Linked DNA regions of Homo sapiens: region 1 is linked to region 2. The links are chromatin contacts, found by Hi-C or POLR2A ChIA-PET in ENCODE. All regions are on one chromosome and are shown on one strand. Each heading gives the region's core, a stretch centred on a gene start or an enhancer-like site at or near the end of the contact. The rest is flanking DNA. Distances are from core to core; before and after follow the strand shown. Region 1 holds the start of MS4A5 (membrane spanning 4-domains A5). Region 2 holds the start of MS4A14 (membrane spanning 4-domains A14).

Region 1 (4,410 bases), core at 320-2,819, 33 kb before region 2:
CAAGCCTCAAAAGAAGTATTCCCAAAGGAACTTCAAGACCTAATGATGGAATATCAGTGACTGTGATGAACTAATGGGGAAATAATTTCAACAAGGTTAGTTTTTTGCACTTTTGAAAGCATGTCATACAACTGGATCTAGCTTATTTCATTGTGAAGAATTCCCTAACATCCTGGTTGGCATGGCTTCAAATTGAACTTGATTGACTATACTCACCAAAACAGAGCCCCAGAATGGATATCCTGAAAGAAATATAAAGGGAAACCTTGGATATGGTTTTAACAAGGTGAAAAGGAAGATAACTCCAAAAGAAAAGGTCATAATTCCAAACAGGATCTGGATAGTCTGCAAATAGAGGAAAAAGTCATGGTGAGGAAAAGCAAAGTGATAGTTTCCCTTCTGTTTAGAATATCTTCTTTTGGTCAAAAGGATTTGGCAATTACTCTCTTTGGTAATTAGGGGAAGAATAATAGAAGTCCCTTTATGATGCTCCTGGGTACTTTCTTAATTCCTCTATCTGGTATTTGGTGATAGGTAAAATGATCTAAATCAGTGCTCCTGAAAATGTGGTCCATGGATTGGCAACATCAGGATCACTTGGGAGCTAGAAATGCGAACTATCAGGCCCTATCCCATACTTACTGAACGGTCTCCAGGTGAGGCTGGGAAACCTGTGTCTTCATAAGTTCTTCAGTTCTTTAGCCCATAAATGTGAATGTCTGAGAAACACTGAATTCTAAATGAGTATACCAGGCTGGCCTCAAGCAGAATTGGACTGTGAGGAGCCCTGCCTGGAGATGGCCAATTCTCTGAGCCTCTTGAGGTATTGTCACACTCTCAGGCCCAGAGGACTCTCCATCTCTTCGGGTTTTTTTTTTTTTTCTCTCCCTCTCTGAGCCACTCATGTGATGCACTGTGACACCAAGCAGTGGTTTGACAAGTGCTGGGAAAGACTAATGAGGACAATATACAAAAATGGAAGGTATACAATATACAAAAACGTGTGAGTCTATGTGCTCTGCTCTCTTCTTCTCAGTCCACCTTCTCAGTCTGAGTAATCTCATTTACTGCCATAGCAACTATCACTTTTTAAGTAGGTGAGTCCTAAATGATAGCATTTTTTGTCAAGTCCAGACCCACATGATTCGTTCTTCTCAAACATCCTCTCTCAAATGGCCCACCAACACTCTATATTCACATTGTCTTAAAGAAGAATTGGAATAGGCTCCTACCTTCAAACATGTGCCAACAGATAATTTCCCTAGCCTTTCCCCTGCCTCAGTAAAATATACATAGGGGCAAGTCTTACTTACCCCTAAGATTTTCATTTTTCTAGCAAATAATTTTTGCAAGGGGCTTTGAGTTGAAAAGGTCGTGGCTGAAAGTTCTGTGGACTCATATTCTGAAGCAGTGATTTCTGGAGGAAATACCAGAAACACCGGACTGTGTGCGGTGCTTGAATCCATGATGGTGTCGGTGATAATTTGAAAGGAGATGATTTAGTTGGTACTTCAGTCTAGACCATGTTCTTTTCTTGTGCTGAGGCTGCCTGGAGCACTGGAATTGTTTGCTTTGTCTTGGAATTATAGAACCATAGAGTCACAGAGTCATAGAATCTCAGGACTGCTCAAGATCCCAAGATGGCTATAAGTAAAATGCCTGGGACTGGGGATCAGAGAACCTGACAAGTAGTCCTGGTTTAGTTAGGAGTTTACTGTGACTTTTGGCAAGTCACATCCCCCTCTCCTGGTTTCTGATTCCTCATATATACATTGACCAAATTGGACTAGATGATCTACATATAAAGACATTTTAGGGACCGCGCATGGTGGCTCGCGCCTGTAATCCCAGCACTTTGGGAGGCTGAGGCGGGCGGATCACCTGAGGTCAGGAGTTAGAGACCAGCCTGGCCAACATGGTGAAACCCCATCTCTACTAAAAATATAAAAAATTAGCCGGGTGTGGTGGCACGTGCCTGTAGTCCCAGCTACTCGGGAGGCTGAGGCATGAGAATCACTTGAACCCAGGAGCCGGAGGTTTCCTTGAGCTGAAATTGCACCACTGCACTCCAGCCTGGGCAACAGAGCAAGACTCTGTCTCAAAAAAAAGGACATTTTAGTTACCAAATGGCAACTAGATACACATTTATTCCAGTTCCATATCTTCAGACACAGGTAGAACGCAAAATCTCTCAGGCCACGGAACAAATTAACCACTTCTTGAAGTATAGATAACATCCATTTTTCCTGTCACTTTGTGGTTTTGCCACCTGATTTAAGTAGCTTTAGCTGTGTAACAAATCCCTCAAAATGTAGTTAGTTCCAGCAACCACCATCGGCTTTTGTTTACACATCTGTGGGTCCTGTGTGTGGTCTGTCTCATCTAAGGCTGCTCAGCACTTCTCTACCAGGCTGTCTCATGCAACTGTGGTCACCTGGTGGAGTGTCCAATTACATGAATTAGGATGGCCTCAGTCATGTCTCTGGCAGTTGGCAGACTCTTGGTTCTCTTCCAATTCACAAATACTTTTCAAACCTCTGCTGAGTCATGTGTGTTAATGTCATATTGGCCAATCAAATTTCATAGACAACCCAGATTCGAGGGGTAAGAAAATAGGCCCCCTAATGTCTTCATGGGAGGATCTGTACTTTCATCTTGAAAGGACAAGAAAGAAAGGGAAGGGAACAATTTGTGTCTGTTTTTAACTGTACCTTGTCATTTTCTGGTGTTTCCTATTGAGATCAGGTCTTCCTTAATTGAACCTCATGATGTGACAGCCTCTAGCCACTTACCAGTTGCCAGTTAGAATATTTTAAAAGGCCACCCCTCCCTCACAATTTCTTTTCTCTGAACGTATCCATCTCTTGTTCAGTTTTCTATGGACGTTGAATCATAATGGTGATTATCCTTCATGAACATCATCTGATGTTGTGTTAGCATTCCCTAAGTTAAGCACACTATGTTGCAACATACTTTTATAAAACACCATTTCACCCTAATTACTCAGGTTTTAACTTTGCTCTATACCTTCCCCAGTTTTTGTTTTTTCTCCCTCTAAGCATGATGACTAGCACAGTGTTATAATAGCTATCTGACAAATGGCAGAAATATAACTTTAATTTTTTATTGTTCTTTGTTTTTTATTATTCTTTAATTCATGCAATCTGGTGATGCAGTGGAAGACTTACTCTTTGGAGAAGAGAAACCTAGAATGAACCCCAAGCCCTTTTATTTACTATTTATGGGGTCTAGGCTAAGTTATCTATTAATTTACATATTTATTAAAATATTACATTTCCTTTATGAGAATAAAAATTGTTATACAGTTATTGTGAGTAAATTTTAAAGTACCTGGAGTGTAGTAGATGCTAAGTAAATTGTAGTAGTAATAAAAATAAGAGTAATAAGTATTATTTCTCTTATTATTGCCATTTTTAGCATGGTGAGCAGATACTTTGTCTTGCTTTATGTTTGCACTCTTTCCAAAGTTCATTTTTTGTTGATTCTTTATAGGTTAAATGTGTTTCTATGAGCTTAGCTATAATACTGGAAATGTCACACTGAATCAGTGCAGACATTATTTTATTTTATTTTTTGAGATGGAGTCTTGCTCTGTTGCCCAGGCTGGAGTGCAGTGGTGCGATCTCGGCTCACTGAAAGTTCTGCCTCCTGGGTTTGCGCCATTCCCCTGCCTCAGCCTCCTGAGTAGCTGGGATTACAGGTGCCCGCCACCATGCCTGGCTAATTTTTTTGTATTTTTAGTAGAGACAGGGTTTCACCGTGTTAGCCAGATTGGTCTCGATCTCCTGACCTTGTGATCTGCCTGCCTCAGCCTCCCAAAGTGCTGGGATTACAGGCATGAGCCACCGTGCCCGGCCCCAGTACAGACGTTATTTTACAATTTCTCCATTTCAGGGTGGCTGTGGAACTCCATGGCCTCCTGCTAATAAATGCCCTAGGCCCCTTTATACATTGATGACATGTATCTGTTCACTACTTCAAAAATTTTCCATATCCTCATATTTCTTCTTATTTTCCAATCTGCCAAAACCTACTCTTTTAATGCAAATTACTCTAGTCTTAATGTGGTTTATGGAATAATATATAATATGTTTGTATTCATTAATGTTCTGAAATTCAGCCTTAATTTCAAGCTTCTTATTGCTAAGTATTCCAGAGAAGTTATGATGATCTGAGGAATCCAAGTTCTCTGAACCATAGTCAATGGGATTAGGCCTTTCCTCACAGCCTCTCGTCTGATTCCCTTGCTGGAAAGTTCCAAGAAAAACACTGTATTCTTTCTATCGTTCTTCTCTTACTGCAGCTGAAAGTCAATTTTCTTTGTTTTTAAGTTTCTCTTATTTTTCTCTGTTGTTAAAGCCCTCCTTTAAAAAGATCCATATCCATACT
Region 2 (3,995 bases), core at 944-3,443:
ACTATGCCTCAAGCATGATTCTAGGTTCTCAGAATATAACAACTAAAACAGACAGTAACACTGCTGTCTTCTCAGGAGTGTATGTTATAGTAGGAGAAGCTCTAATGAGTCTGTCCTTAAATATTATGGCACAAAATTAGGAATCCAGGCTGTGGGGATTGGATAGAAATAGCACTGTATTAAGAATAATATTTATGGCTATATGATTATCTAGATGAGTGCCACTCATAAAGTTGTCTCTGGGGCTAAGAAGGAGGATGAGTGATAATAATTTTAAAATTCTTTTTAAGCTTTCAGAGTCTGTGATTCCATGAGTGCTAGCTAGGCTAGATATGTTTAAGTTATTCTCTACTTTTGAGCTCAGTTTCCTTATTTGCAAAGGAATAAGTAGGATATTTGTGCATCTAGTCTCCCAGGTTGGTATTGAGGAGCAAATGTCTTACTATACACACAAGGGCTTTGGAAACAAATTTTAAGCACCTGAGAGTAGTTATTACAATGATGATGGTAGTGCAGTGACCAAATGGAGTTGCTTCTTTTGCCGTGAAGGGAGCTGCCTTTTTTGGTCTCCTGGAGGGCCATATTTATGGAATTCATTACCCTAGGACGTGAAGCAGTTCAAATCTATCTTTATAGCAATTTCTCCAAAGCTTCTAATCGACAGTACTCACAATAAGTGCTCCCCAGAATGGATATCCTGTGAGGACAACAAGGGGAAGTCTTTGGGAGAAACCGATGTAATTAAGTGCAAATATAGTTCCAAAGCCCACAATGATTAGAGCAAGCAGGATCTGGGTAGCCTGTGAGGAGAGAAATGGGTACATGAGGTTACAAGTATCCAAGACCCTGTGGGCTACCCCACGTCCCTCAGGGTGTGCCTCCATGGCACACCTTTCCCTCCATCCAAATGCCTTCCTCTCTCATTTGTCAATCATTCTCAGATTGTTAAGAGACTCAGTTCAATGTGTTTCCTTCCCACTTTGCTTGCCTGGATCCTTCAGGTTCAAATCCTTCACTTTTATTCTTTATTATTTTCTATCTTCCCTGGTGTTACCAATTAATCTTATATCAGACAGATTTGAGTACATGTCTGACTACCCCCAGATTATAAGCTTCTTGAGCACAGGGACTATAAACTATTCACCTTTACATTTGTTTTTTCGTCTGTCTCACCAGTATCCTATTATTATCCTAACAGCCCCCACCCCCACATTTTCCAGCACTCAGTATAGGCTTTTGGAATTGGGGCTCATCCCAGTTGTCTAAAAATTTAAAAAGTTTGATGACATAGAGTGGAGAACCTGGGATGAGCTTGCATTTCACCTCCCCTTCATCCATGGACCCAACTAGGGATGAGAATAGCCCAGTGGGCCTATCAGCTTGTAGGAATCTGCAGGGAAAAGAATAGCAGCAGTGGTTCTCAGGGCGCAACTTCTCTGGCAGTCTAGATTTTGTCCCCAGGCCACATCTCTGGGCTGTGGCACACCAAGTAATGATTTTTGCTGTTGTACAAAGGATGGAGGCTGTGCATACAGCTCTCCCCTGGGTGCATTTGTGATGAAAAACGTTTTGCATGCCTTATCATTTGGTTCACTGTGGAGCTTTGAATATGGGTTTTGAAGCACTCCCAATTCCTTTAAGAGCATGAAGGGGAAGTCAAACCTCTCCACTTATGGTTTCTTAGCTTCAAGGGAGGTGCCACCACACCCTGAAGTCACTTCCTCAATGAGATATTTTAAAAAGTTATACTAGTTTCTTGCTTCCCCCTCTGCTGGGATTCAAAGATCAGTACTAATTTCTCATGTAAGGTGAAGGGGGAAAAGTAGAATTAACTCCCTCCCTGAAAATAATCTCTGCATATCTCTGCAGACATACATGAATAAATAAACTTCTTTTCTCCCCTTCTGGAAGACCTATTGACTGGAGAGGACTTACCCCCAAGACTCTTGGCTCTCCCTTCAGAAAATCCAGCAGAGAGCTATGAGGTCTGTAGGGAAATGCAGTCAATACAGTTTCGTTTGGTTTTATAGTGATGACGTGAGTTGCCCTTCTGTCCTGGGATGTTGACTCCATGATTCTATGGCAGAACTCTAGTAAGGGAAAGAGTGAGCAAACATTGCCGCCCAAATCATGATCTACCTCTCCACCAGAGTCACATGGAGCCCTCAGAGATGAGCCCTTAGTGATGACTCTACTCAGTAGTAGAATCTCAGAATCATAGTTGAGTCACAGAGTTTTAGAATTCTAGAGCATGCTCAGCCCCCCATCTTCCTGGTGAAAAGTACTGTATCCAGAAGACTTACTCTCTTGTCAATTTGCTTACAAACATATGGTAAACAAAGAATAGATGGTATATACGAAACAAGTCCTTACACATATGTTCATGAGTTATAAAGGAACTAAAACTTATGGAATATTCCTTATGTTCTGGGAACTGTGTAGAAGGTGTTGACATGCACTAACATTTATTCTTTTAACAGTTCTACAATACTGAAACTGAGGAACAGCAAGGTTATGTCACCCAAAGACATACAGGACAGGGAAGGGGCAAACTCAACTTGACCTGTCTCCAAAATCTATGTTTTTTAAACTCAGCCACGCTTCTGCCCTCCTTTGAAAGGAGTTTCTTTTACTTGATGAATTTTCTAACTTACTGTTTAACCATATTTCTCTGTATTATAAAAATCAGTAGATAACTTTGAATTTCGATTTTTTTCCATCTTTATTGAGGTATATTTGACAAATAAAAATTATATATATTTAGGGTGTACTACATGTTTTGATATACATATACATTCCAAAATGATTACCACAATCCAGCTAATTAACATATCCATCACCTCACGTAGTTATCTTTTTTCTTTTTTTGTAGTGAGAACATTTAAGAACATTTAACAATTCTTTGCATTTTCAAATTAAACAAAAAAAAATCAGTAGTAAAGATGCTATAGGACCAGATGGAGTTGCCCCTTTATAACAGAGAATATTTTAGCTTTCATAAAGTTAAGCAAAATCTAATGATAGTCAAATCCTTCCTGGTTTGAACTACACAAATACTAATTAAAACAACAGAAACTGCCTTTAGAAATTTTGCTTCCCATATTGATCCTTTATATTCCTAAATTTATTACAATTTTAACTATGAGATCATGAAGGTAAATTGTTTCATAAAACTAAAACCAATGTATACACATAATAACTTGAGTATTTCCTGGTTTGTAGCGACCATCGATAGCAGGGTATCTCAAAATGAGCACTGATGACATTTGGACTCAATAATTCTTTGTTGTAGAAAGTTATAAGATATATATATTTTAAACTATGCTACTCCTCATTTATTTAGGAAACCTCATATGCATAGAGAGTGCAAAGTTAAACTGCAGCCACACTGGAATTTCCATAATTGCCCAAGAAATCGAGTTTAATGCAGAGGCTCACACAGAACATATTACACAAAGAACAGACAAGATAATTGCAGCAATGACTGGGAAGAAAGAATACGCCCATGTGGTACAAAGTGCAGGGGTGATGATCTGAATTACAAAACTGTGCTATAGATCAAAATAGAGCTAATACCCAAACAAAGAAATAGACATTATTCTTTTCAGCATGAGCAGCATTTAGCTCCAAGCTAGAAGCAGAAAACATGCCAGTCAGAGATTATCTGTAACTTGTTAAGACTAAGATGTCTTCATTGACTCCTACCCTGAAATGACAGAAGAGAACATAGTTTATGTGCCAACGACTGAATATTCTTTTTTATTTTATTTTATTCATTTATTTAAAATAAATGAATTCAAAGACTATATATAGTCTATTTTTATTTTTATTTATTTTTTTATTTATTTTGAGATGGAGTTTTGTTCTTGTAGGCCGGGCTGGAATGCAGTGGTGCAGTCTCCGCTCACTGCAACCTCCCCTTCCCGGGTTCAAGTGATTCTTCTGCCTCAGCCTCCCAAGTAGCTGGAACTACAGGTGCGCACCACCATGCCTGG

The links. A loop is a pair of places that touch in the nucleus more often than their neighbours do. ChIA-PET counts read pairs that join two places held with the same protein, here RNA polymerase II (POLR2A). Pooled maps may share reads with other maps.
Region 1: a map of B cell shows a loop between it and region 2 (1.8-fold over the local background). The contact joins the promoter of MS4A5 here to the promoter of MS4A14 in region 2. A Hi-C loop is called at or near these places in 2 of 168 maps with a recorded cell type or tissue (B cell and CD8-positive, alpha-beta T cell), 3 of 37 single-sample maps with no recorded cell type and 3 of 50 pooled maps. POLR2A ChIA-PET finds 5 or more read pairs at or near these places in 2 of 52 experiments (OCI-LY7 and activated B cell).

Annotation. Positions count from the first base shown.
Region 1 is chr11:60,426,731-60,431,140 of GRCh38, reverse strand. It overlaps MS4A5 (membrane spanning 4-domains A5), which reads right to left and starts at 1,569. Exons shown (of 5, transcript NM_023945.3): 1 at 1,314-1,569; 2 at 217-345. The coding sequence starts at 1,466.
Region 2 is chr11:60,394,657-60,398,651 of GRCh38, reverse strand. It overlaps MS4A14 (membrane spanning 4-domains A14), which reads right to left and starts at 2,193. Exons shown (of 5, transcript NM_032597.5): 1 at 1,936-2,193; 2 at 672-800. The coding sequence starts at 2,073. MS4A7 (membrane spanning 4-domains A7) reads right to left here. Exons shown (of 7, transcript NM_021201.5): 7 at 2,704-3,995.